Regions from separate parts of the Mus musculus genome. Here all the other regions are linked to region 1. A link is a loop called in an ENCODE intact Hi-C map of the cell type or tissue named here. Cell type or tissue: heart. All regions are shown on one strand. Region 1 overlaps Usp6nl (USP6 N-terminal like). Region 2 overlaps Upf2 (UPF2 regulator of nonsense transcripts homolog (yeast)). Region 3 overlaps Upf2 (UPF2 regulator of nonsense transcripts homolog (yeast)). Region 4 holds the start of Usp6nl (USP6 N-terminal like). Region 5 overlaps A230108P19Rik (RIKEN cDNA A230108P19 gene). Region 6 holds the start of A230108P19Rik (RIKEN cDNA A230108P19 gene).

The links. Hi-C counts contacts between places; a loop is a spot of excess contacts. Peaks named below come from ENCODE experiments on the same cell type or tissue, not always from the same donor. Only the 100,000 strongest peaks of a DNase experiment are listed, where the experiment ranks them.
Region 2: it touches region 1 in a loop (2.8-fold over the local background); 11 of 42 quality-filtered maps call a loop at or near these places.
Region 3: a loop joins it to region 1, with 3 times the contacts of the local background. A loop is called at or near these places in 10 of 42 quality-filtered maps.
Region 4: it touches region 1 in a loop (4-fold over the local background); 12 of 42 quality-filtered maps call a loop at or near these places.
Region 5: it touches region 1 in a loop (6-fold over the local background); 41 of 42 quality-filtered maps call a loop at or near these places.
Region 6: a loop joins it to region 1, with 7 times the contacts of the local background. A loop is called at or near these places in 12 of 42 quality-filtered maps.

What each region holds. Positions count from the first base shown.
Region 1 is chr2:6,403,330-6,408,329 of GRCm38, reverse strand. All of the region lies in intron 5 of Usp6nl (USP6 N-terminal like), which reads right to left. Among named protein-coding and RNA genes, the nearest start is that of Gm13388, 32 kb to the left of the region's middle. In heart, a CTCF peak has its summit at 2,849 (motif pointing right); a DNase peak (open chromatin) is centred at 2,869; H3K27ac peaks cover 1,161 bases.
Region 2 is chr2:6,002,066-6,007,065 of GRCm38, reverse strand. It overlaps Upf2 (UPF2 regulator of nonsense transcripts homolog (yeast)), which reads right to left. Exons shown (of 22, transcript NM_001081132.1): 9 at 3,413-3,521. Among named protein-coding and RNA genes, the nearest start is that of Upf2, 53 kb to the right of the region's middle. In heart, no CTCF peak of the experiment used is centred here; no DNase peak of the experiment used is centred here.
Region 3 is chr2:5,992,674-5,997,673 of GRCm38, reverse strand. The region is part of intron 8 of Upf2 (UPF2 regulator of nonsense transcripts homolog (yeast)); the gene reads right to left. Among named protein-coding and RNA genes, the nearest start is that of Upf2, 44 kb to the right of the region's middle. In heart, a CTCF peak has its summit at 1,960 (motif pointing left); no DNase peak of the experiment used is centred here.
Region 4 is chr2:6,321,180-6,326,179 of GRCm38, reverse strand. Usp6nl (USP6 N-terminal like) reads right to left here and starts at 3,423. Exons shown (of 15, transcript NM_001080548.1): 1 at 3,226-3,423. A230108P19Rik (RIKEN cDNA A230108P19 gene) reads right to left here. Exons shown (of 7, transcript NR_040333.1): 7 at 4,569-5,000. In heart, a CTCF peak has its summit at 2,833; DNase peaks (open chromatin) are centred at 2,929 and 3,389; H3K4me3 peaks cover 2,848 bases; H3K27ac peaks cover 2,148 bases.
Region 5 is chr2:6,218,282-6,223,281 of GRCm38, reverse strand. All of the region lies in intron 1 of A230108P19Rik (RIKEN cDNA A230108P19 gene), which reads right to left. Among named protein-coding and RNA genes, the nearest start is that of Echdc3, 7.8 kb to the right of the region's middle. In heart, a CTCF peak has its summit at 2,937; a DNase peak (open chromatin) is centred at 2,941.
Region 6 is chr2:6,191,182-6,196,181 of GRCm38, reverse strand. Echdc3 (enoyl Coenzyme A hydratase domain containing 3) reads left to right here. Exons shown (of 5, transcript NM_024208.4): 4 at 399-599. It overlaps A230108P19Rik (RIKEN cDNA A230108P19 gene), which reads right to left and starts at 2,931. Exons shown (of 7, transcript NR_040333.1): 1 at 2,861-2,931. In heart, a CTCF peak has its summit at 3,010 (motif pointing left); no DNase peak of the experiment used is centred here; H3K27me3 peaks cover 489 bases.

The DNA of each region.
Region 1 (5,000 bases):
GGTCACGTGAAAAAGTTATAAAGGACCCCACCTGAGGAGCTCAAAGATTATGATGGGCTTTGTCTGGTGATGTGGGAGGGACACGCGTGTTTCCAAAACCATGAGGCACTATCTAAGGAGCGGACACAAGTTCCCAAGAGCTTTAAGAAGGAACAAGACTACCACGGGGATGTGCAGGCAAGTTACCACGGAAAGGGCTTTGTTCCTTTCTTTCTGGGTTCCAGGAAGGGAAATACATTTTCTCTAAGTATTTAGGCCTGGGAGTGTAATAACTATGATAAAAGCAATAAAAGAGCAAACCACCCAGGAAAATCAACAGCTCTACAGATCAGCTTACAATCTGGGTGTGTGCTCCTGTCAGCCTCTGGGGCAGGCCTGTAAGTGAGGCTGCAGATAGAGCCTGCAGGGCAAGTCTCAAGGGCAGAGGCACTCAGGGCAGGCAGGTTCTCCTGTGCTCTGTGGTCACCCTCTCCTGTCTCCAGCTGCCGCCCTTTCTTCTAACACAGGCAGTCCTGTTCCCTGGATAAAAACTATGGCTCCTCACTGACTGGTCCCACTCCAGCCTCAAAAAGGCAGGCAGTACCCTGGCAGATGGCACACCCACCACCAATAATTTTAGATCTAAAAGCATACATTCCCCAAGGAAAATCCTGAATTTAGGAAAAGATTCTCACCAATGAGAATGTTTTTTATGGAACTTACCTTTAGGTATAGTCATAAAACTCTGTAATTACTTTCTAACTCTTTAAAGTTTTTATAAGTTTTTGTAATTAAAAAAAAATCACTTGTGAGCAAAAGATGTTAATTCCCTTTTTCAAAAGGCTAAACAGCCCTTATTGCATTATCAGTAATGAAATGATGCAGACAGGTCCAGAAATACGTTTAATTTTACAACTCAGTGGGGCACTGAAATCTAATTAATGTTTTACTAATGTGACTTTAGAGAAGGCCAAACTGTAAAGAGCCAGAGACTGTTCTGTGTCACCATTCGCTGTGTTGTTGTTGTTCCTCATCGTCCTCTGACCCCCTGAAGCAGAAGCCCCTTCTCTACCAACAGCAAACATCCAAATCCACAAGCCAGCAAAAAGGGTCACACACTCAGCCAGGCGGCCCTCTGACTTCCACTTTTACTACTATGAATTACCAATAAATCACTTCAGGAAGTAGTCATTCTTTTCTAAGATACATTTTGTATATTAATGTTTGCCATAAATTAGTTTAAATGTTATGTATCCTGAAAGAATAAGACATATACACACCATTTTCAGAACCATTAAGCATGATTTTCTTTCTTCTATACATATAAGAAAATATACCAGGGCTGGAGAGATGGCTCAGTGGTTAAGAGCACTGGCTTCCAGAGGTTCCGAGTTCAATTCCCAGCAACCACATGGTGGCTTACAACCATCTGTAATGGGATCTGATGCCTTTTTCTGGTGCATCTAAAGACAGCTACAGTGTGCTCATATTCATAAAATTAATAAATAATTCTTTTTTAAAAAAGAAAAAGGAAAGAAATTATAGCTTGGATAATCTCTAGTGTAGTTTAGACTTCTATGTTAGTTGAGCACTACAGACAAAGCTCAGAGCATAATTGTGAGGGAGTTCTGGATTACATTAACTGGGGTTGGCTGGGGTCTGAATCTGAATAAAAAAGGCGAAAGTGACTGGAGTCTCAGGGTTCATCTCTGCTGTGAGTGGTCTATGATGACGCTGAAGACTGCACTCAGGTCTCACACACTGACCATAGCTAAGTTATAGACCCTCCATTAATAGTCCTCTGCTGTGGAGTTGAGCAACTTCCCGGTTGGTGATCACCTGAAGTGCTCAAGAGATTCTCATACTCAAGGAGGGCAAGGAACCTCTGTCCCTTGGTTCCAACCCCATGCACATGTATTCCATTTGGCTGCTCCTCAGAGGACTGTTTTTAGTAAATGGATCTAGTAAGTGCGGCACTTTTGTGAGCTGCTCCAGCTCCCCAAACAGTCGTGTGAACCTTTGATTTGGCCTCAAGATGCCTAACAGTGCAGACACGGAACCTGAAGAGGCCACCTCCTGTAGCCAGGCAGGACCCCACTCACCCATAAAAATTTCAACCCAAAATTTGTCCTGTCTAAAAGAAATGCAAGGACAAAGATGAAGGAGAAACAGAAGGAATGGCCAACCATTTAACTGCCCCAACTTGAGACCCATCCCATGGGCAAGCAGCAATCCCTGATACTATTAATGATATTCTGTTATGCTTACAGACAGAAACCTAGCATAATGCCCTCTGAGAGGCTCCACCCAGCAGCTGACTGAAACAGATGCAGAGACCCACAGCCACACATAGGACAGAGGTCAGGGACCCTTGGGAAAACGGAGGATTGAAGACCCTGAAAGGGATAGGAACCCCAACAGAGTCAACTAACCCGGATCTAAGGGAGCTCTACGAGACTAAGCCACCAACCATACCCAGGCTGGACTGAGGCCCCTAGTACTACACATGTAGCAGAGGACTGCCTTGTCCTGTGTCAGTGGGGAAGGATGTGCCTAACCCAGAGACTTGATGCCCCAGGGTGGGGAAATAAACCAGGGGCCACCCTCTCAGAAGTAAAGGGGAAGGGGGGAAGGGGATGGGGCAGCATTTGGGATGTAAATAAATAATTAATCAAGAAATTCAGCTGGGCACTCAATCTGCTACTAAGTAGCAGGTCTGTGACAACTGTCCACTGAGGAGAAACTCCAACATCTGAGGTGCTCCATAGTGTGCAAAGCATGACAGTAGTACACATTTTGGTCCTCCCATGTCCTACAGTAAGGACGTGTGAGTAAATGCTGCTGGGAGTCACCCATGCCTGGATCTCACCAGCAGAGGTCAGGAGAGGATAAGAAGAACAGGAGACCTGGCCACTGCAATGTGCGGTCACTTAGCAGTAAGCCTGGATGCAGGGTAAAACGAAGGCGTTCTTCAGAAGAAATAAAGGAGGACTGGCCAGATGGCGGAGGGTAAAACACTGGCCATCCACCACGCCTGACTGGAGTCTGACCTTCAGGACTCACACAGTGAAGGAAGAAGAGAACAAACCGCTCACTGTAAGCTGTCCTCTGACCTCCACATGCCCACCACAGTGGCACATGTGCACATATGCATGTATATGCACACACAAACAAAATAAAAAATTTAAAAATGGAAGGCTTTCATATTTTATATATTATGCAAAATACTGCACTGCATTTCATAGCTTTAGCTATGAAAATTCATAGTTTTATATACCCTTTCCTCCTTATTAAAAACATCAATAAGCTCAAGGAAATAATATAATCCATTATTAATATTGTTCTCTACTGGATAAATATAATGAGTGTGTTTGTTTATTTGTTTAAGTGCCTATTTGGGGGAACCCAAATTACTTTGCAAGCATCACATCAATCCTTTTGGGAGGGAGGATCACTGTCCCTATTTTAAACGGGAAACGCCCTACTATAGACCAAAACAGATGGGCAGAGCCACCATCACCTGCCAAGACAGATATCAGCACACTAGACTTCCTAAGCACCAAAGAGCACAGCTTCAGCTGCACACTGCAGAGTGGAAACTTCAGCAGGGCAACAACTCGTCCTGACCTAACTCAATGACAATGTACAGATAGATCTTTATCATGTGTCTAGCAACGGCAGAGCTCGGCCACTCGGTATAGGCGGACACTAGAGAATGCTAGTTTCTAACCTTAGACTACTTTGCCTGAGTCTAAGTTTATGTGTGTGTTTGTGGGGGGGGGGGGTATCAGACCACAGACCTGGTAAAATAACAGGCAGAGTCAGAGCCACAGGTCACCAAACCTAACAACCTGAGTTCAATCCCCAGTGCCCATCTGGTGGAAGGAGAGAACCAACTCTCACATGTATGCTGTGAACACACACACACACACATTTATGCAAGCATCACAAATGCAGGAACAAATATTCGAGACAGTCATCTAATAAGCACGTGCAGTGTGTGAAAGAACAAAGCACTGGAGCCCTCTGTCCCCCAGGAAAGGGCTGACAAGTAACTATACAAACAGTCCTCACTTTACTAGTGTAAGATGAAGAGGGTTTCAGGCCTGCTAGCCTACAACTCTCTATGGAGACCAGATGACCTCAAGCTCTACTATTTGTGCCTCTCAAGGCCTGTGAGATGCTGATAGCAGACAGGCAAATGAATGCTAAGATTTAATGAGCCCAGCCCCTGGGACCTGTTCTGAAACAGGCAGCCCTGACCCGCCACTGAGGACACAGGCACTAGATCACTACATAAACACCTGGAGTTCTCTATGCTAATGAAGTATCTAGATAGCTTCCCCCACCCCATCCCACCCCGCCCCGTAATGAACTTCTCTTCCGGGGAATTCCTTCCCAAAAAGGGTATTTAATCCCCGGTTCACCCAGAATAAAGTGTGTACATTCACACCCACCATCAAATAAACCAGTATGAATAAGTGGATCGCTGCAAGGAAGGCCTTCATCTTAAAGAGCCCCACCTAGAACTCCAGAGGAAGGCCTTCTCTCCTGCAGCCCCTCCAAACTCTGGAATCAAACCAGGCTCCATCCATCCCAGGCTCCACTTTTCCCCTCTCTGTCTGGCAGGTGCCCAGAGAAAAGGGCAGACCTGTGGATCCCAGTTCCCTCCCTCGGTGCTAGGCGGTACGCGGACAGTGCTAGGGTAAGCAGAGAGGGGCCTGGAAACCGCTGCAGACTCCCTGCTTTGCTAGGCGCTGCGCGGACAGTGCTAGGGTAAGCAGAGGGGGACCTGGAAACCGCTGCAGACTCCCTGCTTTGGATTTTGCCCTGCCTTCTCCGGAAGGCCTGCAGGCTGTGCTCTGGGCACCCCAGAGAAACAGGGCACGGTAGGACACTCAAGTGCTTAGATTAAAGGCATTTTAAATAAATTATTAAGGTATACATAGATTACTTTTTAGTGGTTCTCAATTATATTAAGCCTTTAAACAAGAAATTAATTAATTAAACGCATACTTGCA
Region 2 (5,000 bases), 400 kb after region 1:
AGTAAAGATTATTTACTTAAAAGCTGCCCTCTCTATTAAGGAAGCAGACTCCGAGGTCCTTTGAAGGAAAAAGAATAATACTAGATAGAAACAAAATATTCCTCATAGTTGCACTATCTAAAGACAAAATTTTATGAAATTATTTTTGGTGACTATCACTTTGGCACCATGATCATCAGACCCCCTTAAAAGAAAAAAAAACAAAAAACAAAAAAACTATTGTTGGGCTTTGGGGTAATTATTTTGTCCTAGTACAGTTCACGATGTAAACAAAGCTTCGTAAAAAATTTCTCAGGCGTGTTCAATGTATGAATGTCTCTAACGATCTAGAAACATATTGCCAAAGTGTTTATCTAAATTCTTACCTGATTGAAGTATATAAGAATGTTGATTTCTCACTTCTATTAGCTTTATTGATCTGTCAAATTAGCAAATCCATTGTTTAACTAGAATTTCTTTGACTACATATAGTTTTATCAGCTTTACTTCTCAGCTGAGATTCTTAAGGGGGTAAATATGATCATACTGTGGCAATATATTGGACCTAGATAGAAGACAGAGACAGGGAAACCTGGTTAAAGAGCTATTGTCATACGAGCTGTGGACTATGAAAGACAGTGGCAGCAGGCATGGTGGAAGTGGCTAGAACCGAGTGCTTCAGAAGGCTGTGACAGGAGGAGCTGAGAACTTTACAGAGTGAATGAAGGGACTGTGACAGCTGAACAGAAATATACTGAATTATGAGAAAAATACAGAAGTACATTCAATGAAGCAAAAGATAAGGATGTTTTTAGAAAAAAATATTGAGTCTGTTTAGTAGAGACAATTGGTTTCTAAAAGGACAAGAAAACTATTATGCACTGGAGAGGCTCTAGCACGGCACATACATTTGGTGACTTAACGCTTTGGAAAAACAGGCATCAGTTGAAGCCATATAATGTGTTCCCACTTGAGACTCAGGACTGAGTGAGGAGTGGTAGTACACACCTGGGATCCTAGCACGTGGAAGTAGAATACAGAGGTCAATTCACAGCCAGCCTCTACTACAAGTATGAGTTTGAAGCTGGTCTCAACTACATGAATCCTGTCTTGAACAAACAAAAAGGTAGGGCAAAGACTAAGGGTACAAACCCAACTTAAAAAAAAGATTAAAGAAAATGAACTGGCAGCATACAGGGAAGAATATTCTAATAATATTTAGGCTAGGTACTGGGCGTACCTGGTTTATCTCACGTAATTCTAAAGACACATACTGCTTCAAAGAGCAAAATTATTCTCCTTGAATAGATGTTCCAGCACCTGCGTAACTAAGTCCAAGTCACAATGTCAACATGGTGGAGCCAGCATGATGTCCTCTAAAAAAAATAATCAGCAGAATCCAGTAGTTTAGAATCTACAAGAACACCAACTAATGAGTAATCATGACAACTTAGTGGTCTCTATCAAGGGTGTTGCTGTGAAGATTTTAGAAAAAAATTATATCCTAAAAAATTCCAATAAAAAGGAAAAACAAAAAAATAGGATATGGTAACACACGTTACCCCAAAATCCCAGAGCAAGGTCTTCCCTCTAAATTCAAGGTCATCTCCGCTACACAGTGAGCTGGAGGCTAGCCTGGGACACTACACAGTGAGCTGGAGGCTAGCCTGGGACACATGAATCCCTGTCTCCAAACAAGGAAATGAAAGATGAGTGTTGTAGGGTGTACTACGTTAACCAGATGTTACTATGTGGGTTTTAGAGCTGCTACTTTTTCGTTTGATATAGTACATCAAGCACAGTTAAAGTCTAACAGAACTAACTTACAACAGAAGGTTTGCAGAATAAGGTAGGAGAGATCCTGAGAGAGATGGAAAAATAATCAATTACCTCAACTAACTATTCTGAGAACAGTGGGCTCCGAAGATTGCAGCAGTATAAACTATGCCAATCCTTTCAACTTCCACTTCAATTTGCATGGTAAGAGAGAGATACATTCATAGAATGCTCTTAATTTTTAAGTTTTTCACCAAATGTACTAATCATACTTAGTCCAACAATTTGTGTTTTGCTTAATTCGGAGTTTGGTTGGTAAAGCAATGCAGACAATTGATATAGCATTTTCATAGTGCTCACTGGTGTAAAAGCTCCTCATTGGTACAAGGGATCAATTACACAGCCAGGAATATGGCTTCTGCTGTATCTATTCCTGAAGTAGCAGCATTTATCAAAGTGTGTTCTTTACGGGGTATATACTCATACTCCTTTAGGACAGTCACAGAGCACAGTTACCCTCACAAAGTTTTCTCAAGTTTTACATGAAAACAAAACTGTTAAGTTTTAATGAGCTCAGTGTTTCCCAAGTTCTCTAAACACAGAAAGCTTACCTGACTCACTACTGCTTATGAAAAATCTAAAACACTTAAGCAAAAATAGCCCAGGAAAATCTCAATCAACAAAGATAGTAACAAACACTTATTAAAAGAAGTAATTAGAGACCATTCTGTCCCTCATGTGATTTTCTTGCTCTGAATTCAAAGCACTCACACTACAGTAAGTCTACAATCATACAGGTATACAATCATAATTTATTATTTTCCGCTTGCTTTTTTATTTGTGTCTTATTTTTTGAGCTATATTGTGAGGTTATCTGCTGACTGGTGCAGTTGAGTGGTCACTGAACACAGTAAAGAATAGCTTTACTGGCCTTCCAAACAACTTACTCTAAAGTTTTGTAAACAGAACTTCAAGTTGTTCCATAGGCTAGCAATGTCCACGACCAGACTCTAGCAGTGTCATTACCACCTACCACCAAGTATTTGAAGGTCTGCAACCTTACTTCCATAAGGTGACTGGGTAAGTAAGCCAGGAGAGCCACTAACATAGTCCAGCTGTAAAACTGGAAAGGAAGGGAGCTACCTGATAAAGAGCTGCTGTTTACCAGCATGCTCTTTAAAGAACTTAACACTACCCAAGATAAAAACTGTGAAGGCAATTATCAATAAGTCACAGGCAACAGGAGAATTCATTGGTGCCTTAGAATTTAAGAAAGCTGTTACACTTTCGACTTTTGGAACTCGACATCTAAAGGGGCACTTATGGGCCAGCATACCCAACTGTCTTCCAGGCTAATTCTCTTTCTTCTGGGGTCAGCAGTAAGACCTTGGAGAATAATCTTTAATTCACGACAAGAAAAGGTACAATACCTACTGTGGGAGGACAAGACCGTAACAACAGCTCCCCTCCCAGCTGGAACAGCACTAGCAACTCTTTAAACTTTGTTAAGCATACCTACACTTTAAAATTTTTAAATTTCATAAATTCTCAACTGTTGTGTCACTATCAATGCTTATCAACAACATTATGCTCAAAGATTCCTCACTCGACTTATTAGAACATATAATTATTACAAAATAAATGCTTAAATACATACATGAAATCTGAAATCCCCCCTCAGCATGGAACAAAGATCCTCTGCTACATCAGACATGCAGGGGTGCAAGGTAGCAACCAATCTTGCATAAAATGGTAGCAAATCCAACCTGCAAAAGTTATATGTAATATGTGTAAAAAGAAAGACACACCAGAAATAATTCATTTTAAAACTTTAACTTTCTCAGATTTACTCGCATAGTAAATAATTTCTTAAAAAAAAAAATCAATCACCATTCAGATATGCCAAATTTATTGCCATTATGAAGTTCCTAAAAATTCAGTACGCCTTGTAAAAGTGGACTAATAACCTGGCATTTCCTAGTCTGTATTTCAACTAAGTGTGTAATTTTGATATATGAAATACTATGTGAAGAAAATGCATTCTGACATGACTTAAATTTTTAATTACATAATTGCTCAGTAACAAAATACTTACAAACCTAAAGCCAACCTCAATACTGCAAACCAGAATTCTTTCAAACTGCTGCCTGTATGTACCCAGGGGTAAGGCATTTGTAAATCTCAGTTTCTGAAGTAAGAAAGTAACCAAGAACTAAAAGTACTCATGAGATATTAACATAATGCCAAGAAGTCTGAGCAGACTTTGTTCATCACAAACCCATCCAGACCCTCCTTGCCCACGTGTCAGTGGCAATGTGCTCCACTCATGCTGCTGCCCCTCCCCCGACAGAGACTCTTTCCCGTCAGTGTGGATGCAGCTCCAGAATCCTGCTTACTTACTCTAATACTCCAGGCAGCCACTGCTGATGGGAATCAACACAAACTACAACTTATTTCCATTCCCATCACAGCTCATATCATACACACCTTGAGTATTCATCCATTCCACACACAGGCTGGGGAGGAGGAGCAGTAAAAGGAAACAAAGGCAGCTACACAGGCAACAGCAGGACCAACAGTGCAGAGATGGGAAGTAAACACTACAAACAGCACCAATACAAGCCATGCGTGCTAGCTGGACGCGCATAGAACACAGACAAATAACCCTACAGTTTATAACCATCCCCACATAGAGCCCTGTACCACTCACTAGGGTAGAAAAACAAATGGGTCATTATCACTAAAGGACTTCCTGTCATCACAGGCTGTAAATTAGATTTGGAATTAGAATTACTGACCCTTAGACAAAGGCTGGAGATGTGAGATTATGGGAAGGAAAAGTAAATTTAGGGCTAAAATCTTAAAAACTTCTTTTTTCTTTAACCCCCTATAATTTCTCTCAAAATATTTAAGTTTTAACATTTTGTTTTTAAACAAAACTTTTCCATGCATGATAAGAGTGTCCCTTAACCTCAGAATGTCTACTATTATAAAAAGGGAAGAGGACTGTCTATTCACAAGGTAGAAAAATAAGTTATAAACAAAAACACTATATTCTAAACAAAACCCGAAGGCCAGCGAGATGGCTCAGTGAATTAAAGTAGCTGCTGTCAAGCCAGGAAACCCAAATTCAAACCACGTGACCCACACAGTGGAGGGAAAGGACCAGTTCCCCTACACTGCTCTCTGACATTCATACACACACTGTGGCACATGTAAATACGTGCAATTTAAATTAAAAAAAC
Region 3 (5,000 bases), 410 kb after region 1:
GTCCTGGAACTCACTTTGTAGACCAGGCTGGCCTTGAACTCAGAAATCTGCCTGCCTCTGCCTCCCAAGTGCTGGGATTAAAGGCGTGCGCCACCATGTTTGGCCTTATTTTTTATTTAATAAGCTCATTCATTCAAAACAGAAAGCATGGCTATCATAAGTCACTCTTGGGACAATACAGTTTAGGACGCTTCTTTGTCTTTTCACCTAGGAATAGACATAAAGCCTAAGTGAGCTAAACTGCAAAATGTAGATAGCATCAACCATGTGATAGTTATTAAAATAGAAAACCAAGTATTTTAGTCAATTTACAGAGCACATTTTCCCTTTTCCCCCTTTCTCCCTCCTTCCTCTCTCTCCTCTCCATCCCTCCTTCTTCCATACCAGGGATTTGAATCTAGGACCTCATTTATACTAGGCAAATAACCCTGCTCTCATCTTGCTTCTTGGGACAATGTCTTACTAAGTTGCTAAGATTGTCCAAACTCTTCCCAGGCCATGGAGACCCTGAATTTGAGAGTTTTTTGATTCACTAATCTCTGAAACAGCTGGGATTATATAGCCCAAATGCCACGAGACCTGGCAAAGAGCAAACTTCTGCATCACAATACTGAGCAAAAAAATCTACTCAGTTTTCTGAAAAATAAATGAGAAATAATTTAAGATCCTTCTTCTCAAGGCTGAATTCTAAATATTCTGATAGTAATGATTACTTATTAACCAACAGTAAATAGTGAACAATGTAAAGACAATTCTCCTAAAACAATCAAACCTCAGCGCTCCTTCTAAGACTCACAGACTTACAGGCACCACTTGCAGTTAATGATCAGTATTCAGTCACTAAGCTCAAGACATACAAAGACCAAGAACTCACATGTGCTTGCTCCCGAGGAGAAAGTCTTCCTGTATTTTAATCCATTAGTGAGTTAGCCTTCTAAAAAATATGCCCCCTGTACTGGCTAGTCTTGTGTCAACTTGACACAGCTGGAGTTATCACAGAGAAGGAGCTTCAGCTGGGGAAATGCCTCCATGAGATCCAACTCTAAGGCATTTCCTCAATTAGTGATCAAGGGGGAAAGGCCCCTTGTGGGTGGGACCATCTCTGGGCTGGTAGTCTTGGTTCTATAAGAGAGCAGGCTGAGCAAGCCAGGTGAGGCAAGCCAGTAAAGAACATCCCTCCATGGCTTCTGTATCAGCTCCTGCTCCCTGACCTGAGTTCCAGTCCTGACTTCCTTTGTTGATGACAGCAATGTGGAAATGTAAGCTGAATAAACCCTTTCCTTCCCAACTGTTTCTTGGTCATGATGTTTGTGCAGGAATAGAAACCCTGACTAAAACACCCCCCTTCCCCTTTTTCTCCCTCAAAGGCAGAATCCTTCTGTATAGCTGGCCATAAATTTGCTAACTCTATAGGTGGAGCTATATATTAAACTCAAAAACCTTCTGTTTCAGCCTACCTCATTTTTTTATCTAAAAAAAACTGAAAAAAAATTTACTGTTGAACGCTATTAATTTTATCTCTTCTCAAAGCTGCTTTGGAAAACATTGAATATGAAAGAATACTGTTATAGCTCCATTTAAAAGGTGGAGGAGCTCTGAGTTGCAGAACATTTTCTTAGCATGTGTAAGACCCCAGATTTGATTCTTGGCACTGAAAAACAACAGCAGCAATTTTACCACAGAAAAAAATTACAACGGGGCAACAAGAAGGCCTAGTGGGAAATGGCATTTGTCACCAAGTCTGACAACTCAAGTGTGATCCCTGGAAGCCAGGGTGAAAGGAGGAACAACTCTCACAAGCTGTCCTATACCTTTCCATGGCCTACCTGGGTTACACATAAATACATAAATATGATTCCAAAGTGACAAAATATAATAAAAGACTGGGGTCATTTTCTCTGGAAACCACAACCAAGTCCCCTTCTATAGTGCTGACATTCTAAATAAAACAGCGCCACCACGTGGTATAGTTCACTAATAGAGGCAAGCAAAACGAAAACAGAAACAGATTCTTTCCGTTTTAAATTTAGTGAGGATAGAAACCCAATTTGAAAGTCTCATAAAAAAGATCAAAAACCAGCTGGGCCTTTAATCCTAACACGCATAGGCAGAGGTAGGTGGACCTTTGTGAGTTCAAGACCTGGTCTACATAGTGAGTTCCAGGACAGCCAAGGTTACAGAATGCCCTGTGTGGAAGAAACCCAGTGTGGTGCTTGATGTACTGACACGCCCTAACGAGATCCTGCACCTTTACCTCTCAGCACCTGGCCAACTTCATGAGGATTCAAAGGCACTAAAAGAACACACACGGCAGCAGTAATTAAAATAAGCAGAGATCTTTAAAGCACTTTCTTCCCTACGTCTCACCGTAAACTCAAAGCCTCGCTTGGGTAAGTGACCTAGGGATGATGAAATGCTGCAGAACTTGATCTGGATGGCAGACACATGCATACTTAAAGATTAAATATTTCATGTAAAAATTTCTATTTTCTCTCTGAATGTGGTGTGGCTATTACAAATACAACACCACCACTTCCAAATTTGCAAATTTTTACAGAAAGCACTCAAGTGCAGGTCCCTGCTAGGAAATGGGTGAATCTTGAAAACATTATGCTACAGGTAAGAAGTCAGGTATAAGGGGGTCAGGTGTTTCTACTTAAAAAGAATTGTCCAGTAGTCATTTTTTGTTTGTTTTCAATATGTCAGTCATATATATCTTTACATTTTTAATGATTTATTTATTTTTATTTCATGAGCATTGATGTTTTGCCTGTTCTGTTTGATACTGCAGTTACAGACAGTTGTGAGCTGCCATGTGGGCGCTGGGAATCGAATCTGGGTTCTCCAGAAGAGCAGACAATGCTCTTAACTGCTGAGCCATCTCTCCATCCCCCAAAGTTCTTATTTAAAAGGGAAAAGAAGGATAAAGGGCATTAAGAGTTCAGCATTTTCCTCACAAAATACACTGGAAATCAGTTAAGCTCACTACCAAGATCTACATATGCTCTATGGACTTCTATACTCATGGTCAGTAAGTAATTAGTAAACGAGCTACTCGTCACTACTGTCGCTAGCATACCTTCAGCCTGGTTATGTTAGATGAAAGGAATCCCAGCCACAGTAAGGAATAGACACTCTGTAAGGCTCCATCCTTAGGGAGGATGATGAACAAAGTGTTATAGAAAGGAGGAGCCGTTTAGGACAGGAGGCTGAAGCAGAGATATGCATGGATGGCTAAGGAAGCCAGGATTCTAAAGAGATAATAAAAACAACGTTCTTGCTTTTTCTCTTAAGCAAGTTCAAGCCTATACTATATGATCCAAACAGCTCAAAAAGTAACTTTTTACCCCTAATACTTCTTTCTCAGCCCAGAATAGTCTAACCATCTATACTAAACCCTACTCACTTGTGTTCCTTCCCTCTCCCTCCCTTTCTCTGTTTCTGTTTTTCTGTCTCTGTCTCTCTCTCTCTCTGTCTCTCTCTCACACACACCTTTTAAAGGGTACCAGGTATCTCTCTTATTCAAGAAATAATAAAAGTTTCCAGATGAATGGCAATGAGGAAGCTGAGCCATTAATGACAGGAAAAAGATGCACTGCCAGGAACCAAACCACCCTCTTCAGAGGCAGCCAAATTGTACAAGTATCATAGAAAAAATGATAAAGTCACCACATGTCAAAACTAAAAAATATCTAGATCCACACTCAAAGGCCAAAACACACTTAAAGTAACAGAATGAAATAACCTCAAAGAAATGAATTTTTTAAAAGGCCCAAATTTATAAGAGTAAGACAATATAATTAATGCCAGATCTAAAAGCTAGGGAGAGCTTTGGTAGGAAAAAGACCAAAACTAATAAACCACTAACTAATATAATCAAGAAGACAAAAGGAAGTACAAATATAGCTTTGTCAATCACAGGAAAAGGCTGGGAAGCCTGAAATGGTTAAATATGGTATATTCGTAAAGAGAAACACTGCGGTCTTCGAAGAATGAACAAGGGAAAGCTTTTCATACTGAGAAGAAAGACATACATAAGAGGTTGGAAGAACCTATATTTGTTTTTCTTGTATATGCAAAAGAAACCTGAGGATACAAGTAAGAATCAAGACAGTGGTTTTCCACGAGCAGTCATGGAAAGTGGGTGAATGGACGAGGGATACTTTTTTACTAAAAGACCCCTGGCACTTTGTTTTGAGAATGTAACTTATTTTTTAAATAGCATATAAAACCAGTTCAAATATTTTAAAACAAAGCATTTTGTTTTGGTTTGGTTTTCATTCTGAGACAGGATCTTGCCCTCTGACCCAAGGTAGTCTTAAGTTAACTGTATATCTGAGGTTAGCCTCAAACTTGGAGCAAACCTTCTGTCTCAGCCTCTCAAGTTCTAGGCTTAAAGGCTTATAAGCTACAAAACCCAGCAATGTACAGTTAGTTCAAAACCACGTCTTAGTATTAGAAATGTACAAAATCCAAACTCTTGTCCTGTCTCCTAAAAAGCTGATTGTTTTTACAGTCTGATGACAATACAGGCAGCAAGTCAACAACTGGAACATAATGAACCTGATTTCTTCCATGAAGACATGCCAGAAGGACCCTAAAGAGCATTACATTTACACAGGGAAATAAGAACAGCTGTTCTGCTTACAGCTACTGTACTAAGGCTTACAAGGTAAGTCACCATTCCCAATATATATATATATATATATATCTCATATGGTAGAAAAAACTCCAATCCCAGGGGTGAAGAAGACAGAGTATTTAGCAGGTCACTCTATAGAATCACTCTATACACACCAGGACTTTACAAGAGGAATTAAGATTGAATCTGAAAACAAACACAAACTGCATAAAAAAGGGCATTAAACATGTCATATAATTTTATCAACTTCTGATGTCAGGCATTGTGGTAAGTGCTAGAGATAAAGTAGCAAATACGGCCTCCTCCTGCAGCTTACAATATACAACAACACAGTATCCTTCATATATAGGCAGGATTT
Region 4 (5,000 bases), 82 kb after region 1:
GCTACAAGCAAATGAGACAACCCCAATACTTACTAGACATTTTCTCTTAGGGTAGACAGCTCCTAAAGCTTTGTGAAGAGTGAGTATGTTTAATTAAATAAGGTAGTCTAAGCCAACAAGGGAAAAAGAAACACACTCAATCAACAATGATCCTTACAATCTTTGTTCTGAAAACAAAAAACAAAAAAACTAAAGGATATTTTATTTAGCATTTAGTCCAAGTTTAACAGCCATAGAAACTAACAGTAACCCAAGAGTTCTAAAAGCAGACAGTGCAGTGGACAGTCTCTTCCATGTCTGTGTGGCCGTGAGGATCAAGCGTGACTCACTCTCTGGGATGACTCTGAGGCAGACGATGAGGGACTGGTTCAGGAGCTTCTCTTTAAGCAGTGACAGCAGCACAGAGGCTGTGCAGGGACCACTCTCCTATGACCTCCACCTCAGTCTCCCTCAGTCTGTACTGTGTACACACTTTCCCTCTCACCCTCAAATATCCTAATTTCATGAAACAATAAGCTTTGAAGAATGAAGTCATGCAACGAGAGTTCCTATAGATACTAGCCAGCCAGGAATGGTCTCTGTGTCTCTAATCCCCACACTCTCTAATCCCTGTCCACTATGTGGAAGGATGCTACAGGCCAGACTCTCTTCAAATTGTGATTCTTAGGTTAACTGCAAAAGATGGTAGAAACCTTTTAGAGGAGAAAATTATTCTCTACTGTATAATTAGATCACATCTGTAAATGGAAAATGCTTCTCACAAATTACACTGAAGGGGCAAACTGTAAGTCTGTGGTAATTAGTCTGAATTGCACTGGTTACAAAACAAGGATGGTTAAAGTAGAATTAAACTCAGAGCCAGAAAATGTCTCCTCCTCGATACCTGAAGTAGCAACTCTCAAAGTTTTAGTATTCTAAATTCTTTGACTTCCTTAACATTCCTCAATTTTTCAACCAAAATCATTTCCTGGCTACAAAATGTAACAATAATTCGTCATGATGGCAAAGCTAGGCCAATACACTACAGAACAAAGCTAGGCCCTGGAGCCCCAGACTGGATCTGCTGGTTCCCACTCAATGCATGAAGATGATCAGTCACTATACACCCAACACCACGTCTGCCACTTCTCCTCAGGTACTTGTTTAACCAGACCAGTTGTCCTTGCTAAGGGTTACCTGCACCACAAAACACCCTGAGAGGGAGTAATGGAGGGCTGGAGAGATGGCTCAGTGGTTAGGCACACTTGCTGCTAATACATGATGGCCCACAACCATTCAGAACTCTAGTTCCTGGAGATCTGACATCCTCTTCTGACCTCTTGAGAGCAACAAGCACATGTGTGGTGCATACGCAAAAATGCAGGCAACATTCATACACATAAAATAAAAAAATCTTTTAAAATATATATATTTAAGGCAAAAGGGTACTGATGGATTATACTCACCAGAACCAAGCCCAACCTAGAGCAGTAGTCTGATTTAAAAAGTGGCGAACAGCACTAGGGCTCAGGACCACACTCTAAAGTCAGACAAAGGATGTTTCTTCAATACCTTTGTGGGAGTGCCCTGATTCTTCAACTGAGGGCACCTGTCCTTGCAATTAGGGCTCTGTGTCGTCGTCGTCCCGACCCCCCCCCCCCGCACAAGTTAATTAATACTGTTATTAGTATAATTTCCTTTTCCATTTTGATTTACAGCATAATGGCCTGGAGAGAGTACAAACTAAGGAGTGAACGAGACAGCATGCTTACAATTTCACCTATAAAATTATGACAAACTAGGAAATATTTTGTTAATTGTGGGGTCTTGGTGAGAAAAGCAGTGAGTCATTGTTTAAATGCCAGTTTACTGATTATTAAGGTGAGTTAAAGAAAGGGGAAATAATTTAAAACTCTGCCCTAGTTCCCACCACCACCGAGAAAACTTCCAGAGATTCAGTATGGGAGGGAATTGGTCACGAGTCATCTCAATCAACCGTACCGCGAAACTTTTCTGAGCTATGAAACAACTTGTCTCATAGATCTAATTACATAGGAATGGAAGAAGGGAAGGAAGGAAGGAAGGAAGGAAGGAAGGAAGGAAGGAAGGAAAGAAGGAAGGAAGGATCCACGACTAAACTGTTCCAGCAAGAATACTTTGAACACTGTCCCTACAACTTTTTCCATTCGTGTCGCAGTACTGCCCCAATTCACCGAGCCTTTCCATAAGGCACAACGCATATTAGTCTCCTTAAAAAGCATCTGGGGTAGGAGGAATGAGTGAACAGAAGAATCTACTAACGCAGCTTTATTCGAAAATGCCGTGATGTTAGCTAACACCTTGTACGCTAATTTTAAAAATAAAATTCAAAATATCTGTGGATAGCTGGAGAAATGGCTGGGCGGTTAAGAGCACTGACTGCTCTTCCGGAGGTCCTGAGTTCAAATTCCAACAACCACATTGGTGGCTCACAACCATCCGTACAGCTACAGTGTACGCATATAGATAAAATAAATAAATCTTTAAAAAAAAAAAAAGTATCTGTCGATTATACGGAGTGTGCCTAAAGAAGAGCCCAGAGATCTCGATGCTCAACATATATGAACGTCCCACCATGGAGTAAGACTTCTCTCATTCTCTGCATTAAAACACCTGCGAGCCACCGTGCTCATCCCCTATAGAAACGCCGCGCTCCCGGAGCCCCAAACTAGCCAGCAAAACTTTGCCGGGGCGCACGGATTTCCAGCTCCCTCCCGCCCGCCCATCCTCCCCGGGGCTGCTCCAAAGTTCTTGCGGCATCCCAGGCAATCGTCTCAGCGAACGAAGTTTGCCTGGGTCCTGCCCACTCGCGCTCCCGCAGGACGCAACTGAAACTTGCAAGGGAGACACGTCTCCCCGGGGACCGAAACTTGCACGCGGGGTGGGGGAGGAAGGCGGCCGGAGCGTTCCGCCTCCCCGGGGGTCTGCACGCAGCGCCGAGCCCTCTCGGCCCCCCGCCCGGCCGCTCCCGCGCGCGCGCCCGCCCGCCTGTCAATCACACCGCAGACCACCACCCCCACGCGCGAGCAACACGGCGCGCGGGGTCCACGGGAGCCGGCTCGGGCCAGGCCGCGCCGCCGCAGCGTGCCCTCTGCCCGGGGCCGGGAATGGCGGCGACCGGCTGCCCGGAGCCAGTTCCGACCTGGCCCCCTCGCCTTTAGACCCCGCCAGCCCCTGTAGCAGCGGCTGAAGAGAAAAGGAAGTTACCTCCAAGCGGTCCCGGCGGCGGCGGCGGCGGCCAGTCGCGGGAGGCCGAGAGGTCCGGCGCGGCGGCGGCGGCGGCTACCGCAGTGCCCTCCGCCCCATTGTTTCCCTTCCAGGAGGCTCCCGGCAAAGCCGAGCCCGGGAACCAGGAAGTTCCCCGGCGCGACACCTCCAGCCGCCGCCGCTATGGAAACGGCCCCCGCCTTCCCCAGGGCGGCTCTCCCGGGACCCCGCCTCCGCGCCGCCGGCCCCGCCCGCCTCACCGGCCGCCAACAGTCGCCGTTGCGGCCGCGGCCGCCGCCATCTTGGCGCGGGCGGACAGCCCCTGCCTTCCCGGCGGCACGTGCGCTGTTCCCGCGCTCCCGCCGGGCGCGCGCTCGATGGGCTGCGGGCGGAGGCCGACGGCCCGAGCCCCTCTGCATGAAGAGGGGGTCCGCCGACCCGGCGGCGCCCAGCGATCGCTCCAGAGCTACTCACGGGCTGGGACCAGTGCTGTGTCTGACACCTGAGGGCAGCCGGCAGAGCACGGCGCCTTTCGCGGATGAGGCCCGTCCGCTCGCCAGCCTTCAGACGTTGCCTACTGCACTTGGGTTTTTCTTGGACTCGGTATCCTCACCCGTGAAGTGAGAGGGAAACTGTACCTGCTTCGTGGAGTTGTTCCCCGCGCAAACAAATGCTTGGTAGTGTGTGCACAGTGAATCTGTCAACAGAGTGGCTCTGTTACTGACACAAGGTCACACAGTCAATTTCCAGGCATTTATGCCAAGAGTTCAGATCAGCACAACTTTAAGTAGGCTACTGTGTGCAAGCCTTTTGCTGCCTAAACAGTGTTCATTCCCTGGCCCATCTTTCTTTAGGTCAGCTTTTTCTGTGTCAAGAGTTTTAATCCCCACGGTCTTCCATTAAGAACTGATGTAAAAAGGGGATGATGTAAACTTCCCAACACTGTAATTTGCTGACGGTTAAATGATTTATTCACTAGAAGCAGCAAAGGTTTGGGTGTGCGAGTAGCTAAAAGGCTTCTGTCCTTGTTTCCAGGAACTAGAATTACTATAGCTGGCAACTGTGCACTGCGTTTACTCTTTCCCAGGCTGGTGAAACCTGACACTCACTGCAAACTGTGTTCCTTGAGGAATTGAGGAGAGGCAGAGTCCTGGCCCTTCCTGGGCTTGCAGACTTTAACACCTGTGACTCCTTGGGTCTTAGATGGCCTCTGAGGCCACTTCTGACTCTCAAATGCTGATTAACCAGTGAAACCCAGGGCCTTTTGGACAGACAGACAGACAGGCGCGCGCGCATCCCTTCATTCAGGTCTCCATTTAAACCAGGTTTGGAAACACTACTTTGGGTTTTGTTTTGTTTATTGATTTGTTTATTCTGGTATGTACAAATGGCACAGTTGGTTTGGTGAAAATCAGGTCAAAAGTTGGATGGTCATGGGAATTTTTTCAACACTCAAATATAAGGAATAGAATTCCAAAATTAGCAAGTCACCAAAGAGCTCTCCATTTGTGACAATGCCTACAGCTTCCAAGTCTTTGATGACAACACATGCACATACGCATGTACTTACATTGTGCTTTGAAGATTGCAGAAGTCCTCCAAAAGACACTTACTGAATTAAAGTATAACGTTTGAGTTACCGTCTCTCCGGATACCTTGGGAACCCCACAGAGGCTCAAGAGAATTCATCCAGAAATTTTACCACAAATACAAAAATATCAATGAGTTGGAGGGGCAATGCTGGACACAGCTTGCTTCACAAACTGAAGGAGAAG
Region 5 (5,000 bases), 190 kb after region 1:
GCTACATAGTATAGAATACATTTTTGTTAATCTATTTATTTTGGGGGGGAAATATATGTGCCATGGTACATATATGGAGGTCACAGAACATTTCCCTTCTCACTGAGTGAGTCCCAGGGCTGACACTCAGGTAATCAGGGTTGGCAACATGAACTTTTTTTTTTTTTTTTTTTTTGGTTTTTCGAGACAGAGTTACAGGGTTAGCCCTGGCTGTCCTGGAACTCACTCTGTAGATCAGGCTGGCCTCGAACTCAGAAATCCGCCTGCCTCTGCCTCTGCCTCCCAAGTGCTGGGATTAAAGGCGTGTGCCACCACCGCCCGGCAACAACATGAACTCTTAAGCTCTGAGTCACTGTACCATCAAATTTAGAAAACATAGGTAACTGGAATATAAAACAGGCCTCTCTATTTCTCAAATTTGAGTCATAATTGATTTGATCACCACTTTGATTTGGTTTTCAGTTCCATGACCTATGGAAGCTTACAGGCTATTTTAGGATGACTTTCAGAGATGGGGGAGGTACCAGAGTGCTCAAGATGTGAAACTCAGCCCCATTTCACCTTTGTATTTTTAGTTATATTTTATTTATTACATTTATTTATTTATTTGCTATTTAGTGCTCACGCGCGTGTGCACACACACGCACACACACAATGTACAAGAGTCAGTGTAGGTCCTGGAAATTGAACTCTGGCCCTCAGACTTTATGAGTAAGCCCCTTTACCTACTGAGTCATCTCATCAGCCCCTCATCTGCAATTTGTTTCTATTTCCTGGTGTTTTGACAAGTTATTTTGAAGACCCCTTTTAAAAACAAAGTAAGGGATAATCTGAGAAAAAAGTTGCATAGACGGTAACTCATTAAATCAGTATGGTAATTAAATCAAACGGGGTGGGGGTGTTCTCTCCCACAAATCCAGATGTGAGTTCTGTGGTCTGACAGCCCAGACTTCCAGATGGGGAGGAGAATCGTGGCAATCAAAGCTGCATGCTTATCACGTAAACCCGCAGTAGCAACTACAGAAGTCAAGGTTTCTTTTCTTCCCATGAAATCAGTTTTGATCTTCAAACTGTGCCTTATTTTTTAAAAGATAAGATGCTGGAGGCCCAGTGGAATTTGGTGATTGTTTCCTTTGTATGCACAGCAAGTCCCTGAAATAAGATCAAACCAACTGCCTGATCTAGGTAGGCAAGCGTTGACAAAGACCTTCTATTCTCATGACCTTTGTGCATGAATCACCTCTCAATGTTGTCCTCTGTGAGGCCAGACTCAGAGTGAGGGTTTTTTGCAACCTCTGTCTGTCCCTCCAGAATCTTCTCTGACTCTATGGTAGACCCTGAAAACCACTATCACCCAGATACCAGTCCACACCAATGCTGTCAGTCCCTAAGAATCCAGCACTCAAACTTTATACAACTGTATAGTTAGACACACAGAGCAGGAGAGGGGATGGGAGAGGGGATGGGAGACAAAGAAGGAGAGAGAAAGACTCTGAGAGAGATATGCACTCACACAAAGCACCTGGGCAGTGGAGGATGGAGAAAGATGAGCAGGAATTTACATGTTCATTTTGAAGCTTTGTTCATTCGGTTATTCTGAGACAGTGTCACCTGTTGCCAAGGACGGCTTAAATCTGTAAACCACTTTTTTTGGGGGTGGGGGGGAGTTGTTTTGGTTTGGTTTGGTTTTGGTTTTTTGAGACAGGGTTTCTCTGTGTAGCCCTGGCTGTCCTGAAACTCACTTTATAGACCAGGCTGGTCTTGAACTCAGAAATCTGCCTGCCTCTGCCTCCTGAGTGCTGGGACTAAAGGTGTGAGCCACCACGCCCAGCTTGTAAATCACTTTTAATCACACTTCAACTTTCATTTCCTGACATGGCTTTGAAATCTGTCAGTTTCTTTGGTTTCTTGCATCTCGGTTTATTCAATATGCAATCTAATTTATTAAAATAAGGAGGTAAACTCTAAAAGTCTTATTAGTGGAGCTGGGGATTGTGGCTCGGTTGAAACTCACCTAGCGTTCACAAAGCCTAGATTCCAATCCCCCCAACTCTATACACTGTACCAGGAGATGCAGGGCTGTAAACCCAGTACCAGGGAAGTACAGGCAGAAGGGTGAGATGCTAGAGGCCATCCCTGTAACGTCTCAAGTCAAAGCAAGTCTGGGATACACGAGACCCCGTTTAAAAACAAACAAACAATCACAAAACTACAGTCTTATAATAGCAATATGGGAAAGAAAGGCAAATTCAAGGCAGCAAGCACCCTTGCAGGGGAGAGCTGGCTACTTCAGAATACGCACTCTTGTATCTACTATACGTTATGTTTTGCACATTTAGAAAAATAATAAGAAAAATACTCAATTTCGCTAACTTAGGCGACAAAGCTATTAGGGCTCATTTTCTGTACAACATCCCACCATTAACAAAGGTAGGCTGGCGCACCATGGTAGAGCATTGGCCGATTCTCATGGGATTCCACCTTTGTATCCTGAAGGATCAGCTGGCCAGGGTTAACCTTAGCTACACAGGGAGACCTGGGCCAGCCTGGGTACTTGAGAACTGTCACATAAGCAACAACAATTTCCCAGTAAAAGAGGGACAACTTGAAGGCAGCTTCTCCCCAGCACACAGGCCTCAGCCTGGCTTCACCAGAGGCCCACAGTCTCTGTCATATCCTTAGCTGGGGTGTCAGGGACCTTGTTCAGAGAAAGCAGGTGCTTGTCTCTCTGTAGATAGTGTCTTCACGTCTGATTTTTCTGTCTTGTTCTGCTCATTAAGTTGACTTTCATATTTGTTTTCCCATCATCCATAGCTGCTTGATAGGACAGGTGAGACAGCAATCAAAGGATTCGCCATCTTTAAAATTGCTGAGAAACTAAACGAGTCTGGTTTGATCTGTGTAACTCTGCTTGGCTAGAGCACCACCATGTGTCTCTGGAGGGAACTGCCATTTCAGTTGGCTACCCATAATCACTTTGAATCAACCATTCACACACTTCCTGTCTGCAGACATCGGAAAGCATCATGGTAGCAGATACAGGCATAGTTAGGGTGTGAAGCTTGCCCTTAAGAAACCCTTAGTGTCTGCAGCTTCCACAATGAGATTTTCTTTTCTCTGTTGTGTGGGGTGGGGCCAGGGGGTTCATTGAAAGGGTGAAAGATGGTTATGAAGAGTAGGAGAGATGAGAAGAATTGGGGTGCATGATGTGAAACTCACAAAGAACCAATAAAAGGTTAAAAAAAAAAGCAATCCTTAGTGTCATAGGAAACAGCAGATATGGAGAAAAAAGAACTGCAAAAAACCTGATAGGGCCAGATGTGAGGGCACACATCTGTAACTCCTGTATTTATGGGTAGAGAAAGAGCCAATGTCATCTTTGGCTACTTAGTGAGTCTGAGGCTAGCCTGGGATGGAAAAGAAAGGTGGGGAGACGCTCTTAAATGCCATAAATAAAAATGTTGAGAAGGCTAGAGGACAACAAAGTGACTTTCAGCCGAGGACATCTGAACAGCTTCAGGACGAGGTATTTAATACTTGCTTTAAAGAGTGGACATGATACAGGGCTCAGCCAGGAGATACTGTAAGCAGCAGCTAGTGTCATCGAGGAAGAAACACACAGAACCAGAGAAAGAATAGCTAGCTTTGTGTTACTGAGGCCAGTACTTGGACAGTGGTCAGGGCCAGCTCCAGCTATGTTGCAAATTCAAGGCTAACCTAGGCTACACAAGACCCTGGTATTTAGAGAGAGAGAGAGAGAGATTGAGAGAGAGAGAGAGAGATAAGTAAATAAATAGGATGACACACAAAAATCACCTCAGACACCCTAGATATATACAATTGTTACCTGTCAATAAACCTAATAAAATCAGGCAGAAAAAAATGTGTGAAGCAGGGTTGGTGTGAACATGGAACAGAAACAGGAGAAGGAGGATGGCAGGGTCATGTAGCAGGAAACTGACTCTAGTCCGCACTAGCTTTGTAAGGCCCTGCAATGAGCCTGGGATCAGCACCACAGGGAGTGGCTAACAGCTTTATCTCTCTACAATTTAGAAATAGCATCTGGAAACAGATGTGGACCACACAGTGTCCCTCAAAGGGCCTGACTCCTGAGATGCCTAGTCGTGATGCTGTGTGCACACATGCATACCACTCTTCCCCATCCCTCACGGAAGGTGCCGAGTTTGTTCTACCTAAGGCAAATGAGTGAACTCAACAGTGTGTGCACCTTTAACCCCAGCACTCAGGAGGCAGGGCAAGTGGGTCTCTGGGAGTCTGAAGCCTGTCTGGTCTACGTAGCAAGCTTCAAGCCAGTTAAGGCTTCAGAGAGAGCCTGTCTCAAAACAAACAAAAATAATCTGTGCTCAATAGCAAAAAAGAGAGCTACCTTCACCCCACGTGCTTCCCCTCAACTGATTTCTAATATAACCACCACTCAACTTGAGGCGTAGGTCCTTGGGAAGAAACTGAAGTTTAAAAAGAGCATTTGGGTAATGGTTGCTGGATTATAAATAAAATATAAAATAGTTATGTTTGGGACACAAAGAAGCATGTGTAGCTACAGGGAATCATGAAGATTGGAAGCCTCTCTGGTTGAAAGGGTTTGACCCTTCTACAAGCTTCGGAGATGGGGAGACAGACACAGGGAAGATGGGTCAAAACACAGAGATGCAGCCAGGTGTGGGGTGGGGGAATCATAACTGAAGGTAAGTTCCTAGCCACCTCTTACCCTTTGTACCTCTGAACTACCCCATCCCATTTCTTTCTAAGAGAGCTGAGACAATTTTTAGAAAGTTCAAAAATCATTCCAAAAGGAGTGAGAAAATCTGCCCTTCACTTTCCTTTCTCTGCACACTGAAGAGGCCGGGATCTTCCTTCATGCCCACATCAAACCCCAGACGCCAGGCTCCCTGCAAGTCTCTGTATTCAGCCTGGTTTCTCCAGCAGTCTCCAAGCACCTGTGGGTCTTTAAAGGGAACAAAAAGCAAAGACACATCCTC
Region 6 (5,000 bases), 210 kb after region 1:
CAATTTCAGACTTTTAACAGAAAGGTTGTCCCGAGATGCAGAGAACTGACAGTTGTGAAGGAGTTCCCACAGTTCTCCATCGGGGCGCTGGGGAGGCAGGAGCCGGCTGCTTAAACTCTGCTCCCACCCACTTGCCATCATGTTCTGGCCCTAGGTAAATGACTCACCCCCGCCCCCATGTCCTTGTTCCTTAATAGGGTCTTTCCTCATGGGAACCAGTTGTGAACCGGACTCCACAGCCTGCTTCATGGAAGATGTAATGCAAGTTGGTGGTTTTATGCTTAGATTCTGATGAGCTAATTCATGAGAAAGGTGTTCTGAGAAGTCAGTCAGGTCATGTGACAGGTGGTTGGCACCTCGTGCTGCATGGAAGTGAAGTGGCTATATCTGTCCTGCAGGTCATGATGCTGATCCGGAACCACCCGGTCCCCATCCTTGCCATGGTCAATGGCTTGGCCACAGCTGCAGGCTGCCAGCTCGTGGCCAGCTGTGATATTGCTGTGGCAAGTGACAAGTCTTCTTTTGCAACTCCTGGAGTGAATGTTGGACTTTTCTGCTCCACCCCCGCGGTCGCCCTGGGGAGAGCAGTGCCCAGAAAGGTAATTGAACTGCCCTTCCGTGCTCATGGGTTCCAGATTTAGCTTGGGAAAAGTACCTCTGTGGGGGTGGGGAGATGCTTGCCAAACAAGCATGAAGACCTGAGTTCAATCCCCAGAACCTACATAAAAAGCCAGGTGGAGTGGTGCACTCCTGCAATCCTGATGCTGGGAAGGCAGATATAGCTGGATACCTGGAGCTGGCTGGTTGGCCAGGCAAGGCTACTCAGTGAATCTAGGCCAGTGAGAGATCCTGTTCCCCCAACCCCCTCCCCCATACAAACAAGATACATAGCACCTGAGAAACAATACCAGAAATTAGCCTCTGGCTTACACACATACACACACACACACCTACCACAGTATCTTCCATCTTCTATATTGGACATTCTGCCCAAAACCACTAGTGTCCTTCTGTGCTGGGGAGAGCAGCACTCACTGCCTGTTCCTCTGTAGCATCAAACAGCACGTGTCAACCTGTGAACTCGCCATATCTCAATCTTACAAGCCCCTCAATATGACAGTTTAGGTTTTTCCTTTTCAGAAAAGCATGGCCTTTGTGTAATCTCATTTGAAAATGCAATTGAAACAGTTTTGTTCCACCAAATGGCTGCCCAGGAGACACAGTGCACAGCGCGCTGACACAGCGCCAGTGACAAGGGGCTGAGGCTGAATCTCTGGCTAGTGATTTCTTGACAACCATTCTCATTCCAGAAAGGAGTTACAGTGTCTGATTTACAGTGCTGGGCTTACAGTGGTTAGACCAGAACTAGCCTGTCCATACTGTGGGACTCTGCACAAGGAGCAGCTGTGTGTCGGAGCTGTCTTGTCATCACTAATGACAATCAAGTCTGTTTCCCCTTGTAAAGCTGTCTTCCGTCCAAAACCTCACAGAATAGCGTTCAGTGGGCATCCATGAAGCGGAAAACCACAGTGTCTGTTCTGGGAGGAAGACATCCTGTTCTCAGTGGGAAATCTGGAAACGAAGGCGCAAACCTATATATGCAGCGAGCAAGGAGAACAGGCTATCTGGTCTTGAAACAACTGCCAAACTTAACAGTGGCTCACAGGCCTGAGGCAAGAAAGAAGTGAGACCTGAAGGGAAAACAGCAGTAGAGCCAAGGGGTGCCTGGGAGAATTTTGCCCTTCCCCAGGTCCTCCTGGTTAGTTTTGGCAGAAACGGGTGCACCTATGAAGATACTGCAGTTTACTACAAACCAGTATGCGGACACCAGGCTGGAAGTGGGCTACAAGCTGCAAGAGGTGAGGGTTTGCTCAAGCATCTTTCAAAGGGGAGGTGCTTGCTTATTATTTTAGATAGATATTTGCCTTAAGTGCAGCCATGTTTAGTGAATATTTCTTATATCATTGCCTGGACTTCAAGTCAAAATAGATTACAAATCTCCTGTGATACTCAAGGACTGTCTTGTAACTGCAGATGAAACCATGAAGCCTTTCATAGCAAGAAGTTGCTATACTGGTTCATCCTCTTTCCAACACATGACTTGCTGGAAGGTTCCATGGTAAAGGCATTTAAGTCCTATTGACAGGGTAAAAAATAGCAAGCCTTCTAAATTAAGGCTTATCAGAATTCCTAGAAACTTCAGACTGTCAAACTTTACAATTGTTTTTGAAAAGAAAGAGGAGAAATGTAACCAAAATATCCCTTGAATTCCATGGAAGCCCAGTTCTCGGAACCACATTGCGTAATCTGCACAGTGTGACAGATGAAGGGGCAAGGGCATCGTGAGAACCAGAATCGCTTTTTCCCTGCCAAAGAACGTTTTGTCAGGAAGCAGGCCTTCTCAAACGACAACAGTCTGTCCTGGGGGTGGGGAAGGCAGCTCCATCAGCAAATTCCAGCTGCACAAGCAGGAGGCCCTGAGTTCCATCTGCAGAGCACACTCATCAAAGCCAGGCCTCGCGGTGCACACTTGTCATCTCAGAGCTGAGGAGGCCAAAACGGGAGGATCCCCGAAGCTCTGGGACCAGCCAGTCTAAGTAATCAGCAACTTCTACCCACTGAAAGACATCCTGTAGATGCCTTTCAAAAAACAAGGTAGACAGCTCCTGGCAAACACCACCCAAGGTTGACTTCTGACCTCTAAATACACGTGCACACGTGCACCCAGTCCAATATGTGCATGCACACTTATGAGCGCGCGCGCGCGCGCGCACACACACACACACTCAGAATTATAGTTTCTCTTCATATTCTGGCCCCCCAGAAGAAGAGTGAACTCAAGCACACACTGTGAACGTACCATTGCATCTGCTGGTGATAATAGGTCCCTGTGTTTATCCGCAGAGAAGCAGGCAGGTGCTTTTGCAAACTGGCCTGGATGGACGTCTCAGTCCTTTCCTACTTAGGTGTTAGGACAACATGTGTTGGACTCTACTTCCCTCTGCTGGGCACTCTAGGAAAATGTTCTGCTGTGCTGGAAAGTTAAAGACTGCAGTTCTTCTACTGGGCAAAAGCCATGGAGTTGAGCATACTGTGTCAAGGCATGATTATTCATCTTATTTTTAAAGTCGTTCCCTTGAATTCAACCATGCATCTTCATTGTGCTATATAAAAGCCCTGCCTCCAGATGTTCTCTTCCCGAGGCCGGGCTGGCCATGCACAGCTAAGAGCCAGCACATCAGGCGTCCCATAAGTATATCAGTAAGTATTCCAGGAAAGCTAGAAAGGACTCGAGTCTCCTTCCAACACCAGTCCCTTCACCACGGGGAAAATCCTTGCTTCCGCTTACCTACCCACCTGGCTGTGTGTTTGCACACCCTTATCTCCCACAAGTCTAACTCAGAGTTCGATCCTCACCCATACCACAACTCCCACAGAGACTCGGACATGACTCATATCGACTATTTAACAGTGAGTTGCATGCCTAACATAATTTAGAAAATGCAGCTTAAAAGCACCCATGCATGCTAGCAACTTTTCCTAGTTTCCCGGCGAGATGAGGGCAGTGATCTGGTGTGTGTAACCTGTGCACACCTGGTGGGTGTGCACCGTATCCAACCCTCCCCCACTCATTCCTCTTTCTCCCTGCATCTCCTCAAGCTGCAGTCCACAGTCTCAAGAAGACAGACACCATTACTACAGCCTGAATGTGTTGTTCCCTGAGTTCATATGTTGCAGTGCAATCATCAAAGTGACAGCTGTTGGAGGTGGGGCCTTGGGATGTGATGTTGGGTCAAGAGTAGAACCTCATGATGGGACTAGAGTCTGTGGGAAAGGGGTGTCAGGTCCCATGTGAGGACACAGTGATACATCAGTCTCTGAACCTGGAGTCAGCTTTCTCCCTGGACACTAAATCTGCTGATGCCTTGAACCTGGGCTTCCCAACCTCCAGAGCATGAGATCTTCCTGCTTCTCAGCCACACAGTTTATGGCCTTTTGTTCTTACAGTCTGGATAAACCAAGGCATGGGGCCCACCCAAAAGATAAGCAGAGAGGCCCCAGGATGCTGCAGCACACAGCCATCACATCTGTGTGGTCCCCTCTGCTTTGCTGATCCGCTCAGGTGCTGTGAAGCCTTGAAGCCAGTGTCAGAGTCACAGAAGTATCCAGTAGGAGTGAGGATGTTAATATTAGTCACTCCACTCACTGGCATCTACCGAGAATTCCGTTATCTCGGATTAATCTGTTATCTGGAATAATCACCAGGGCGTGGAGAATGCAGGTACCCATTCGTCTGTCCAGAGGACGGATCAGACTCTGAAGGGTCAGTTGGTTTGACTCTGGTGTCTGTCTCCAAACCTCTCCTTTCTAGAAGATTGTCTGACAACCAGGTTAAGTCACAGCCTCAAATCTTAATTGTCATTTTGAATGAATGTCCCCCTAGAGTAAAGAACTACTGACTTACCAACTTCTTAGGGTGACCAAAGAGGTGCCGCCCTGAATGGCAGTATGGGGCCATTAGCATAGAGGTGAAGGTATCTTTTCTTCTAGTTCATCTGAAGATCCTGTAAACTCACAGTGTAAAAACGTAGATACTAAGATATGACTGTGCTGATTAGCTGGGAAAACAACCTGCCTTTTCCTTACTGAATGTCACCCTCTAACCTCATGCTGTAAAAACATGTGGCTCCAGTAGGCAGAAAGGGAAACTGAAGCCTAGAGAGGGGATGAGCTTGGCAGGATGGCTTAGGATCCCAAAGGCAGGGGTAGAATGTCTTCTGGCCTTTGATCTTGTTCCGCACACGTCATCCTTGAGCATGAGGTATTGATCTCATGAATTCTTTCTTGGTCTTCTGGGATGAAGGGAGAGAATCCAGGATTGTAGACACAGAGGCTTAGTGGGGAAATGTATCCTTCTTCTGGTCTAATATTTTATCCTCAAACATGTGGAGAAGAGCAACATGCCAGAGTGCTCTAGGCTAACCTCTTCCACCCTTGTG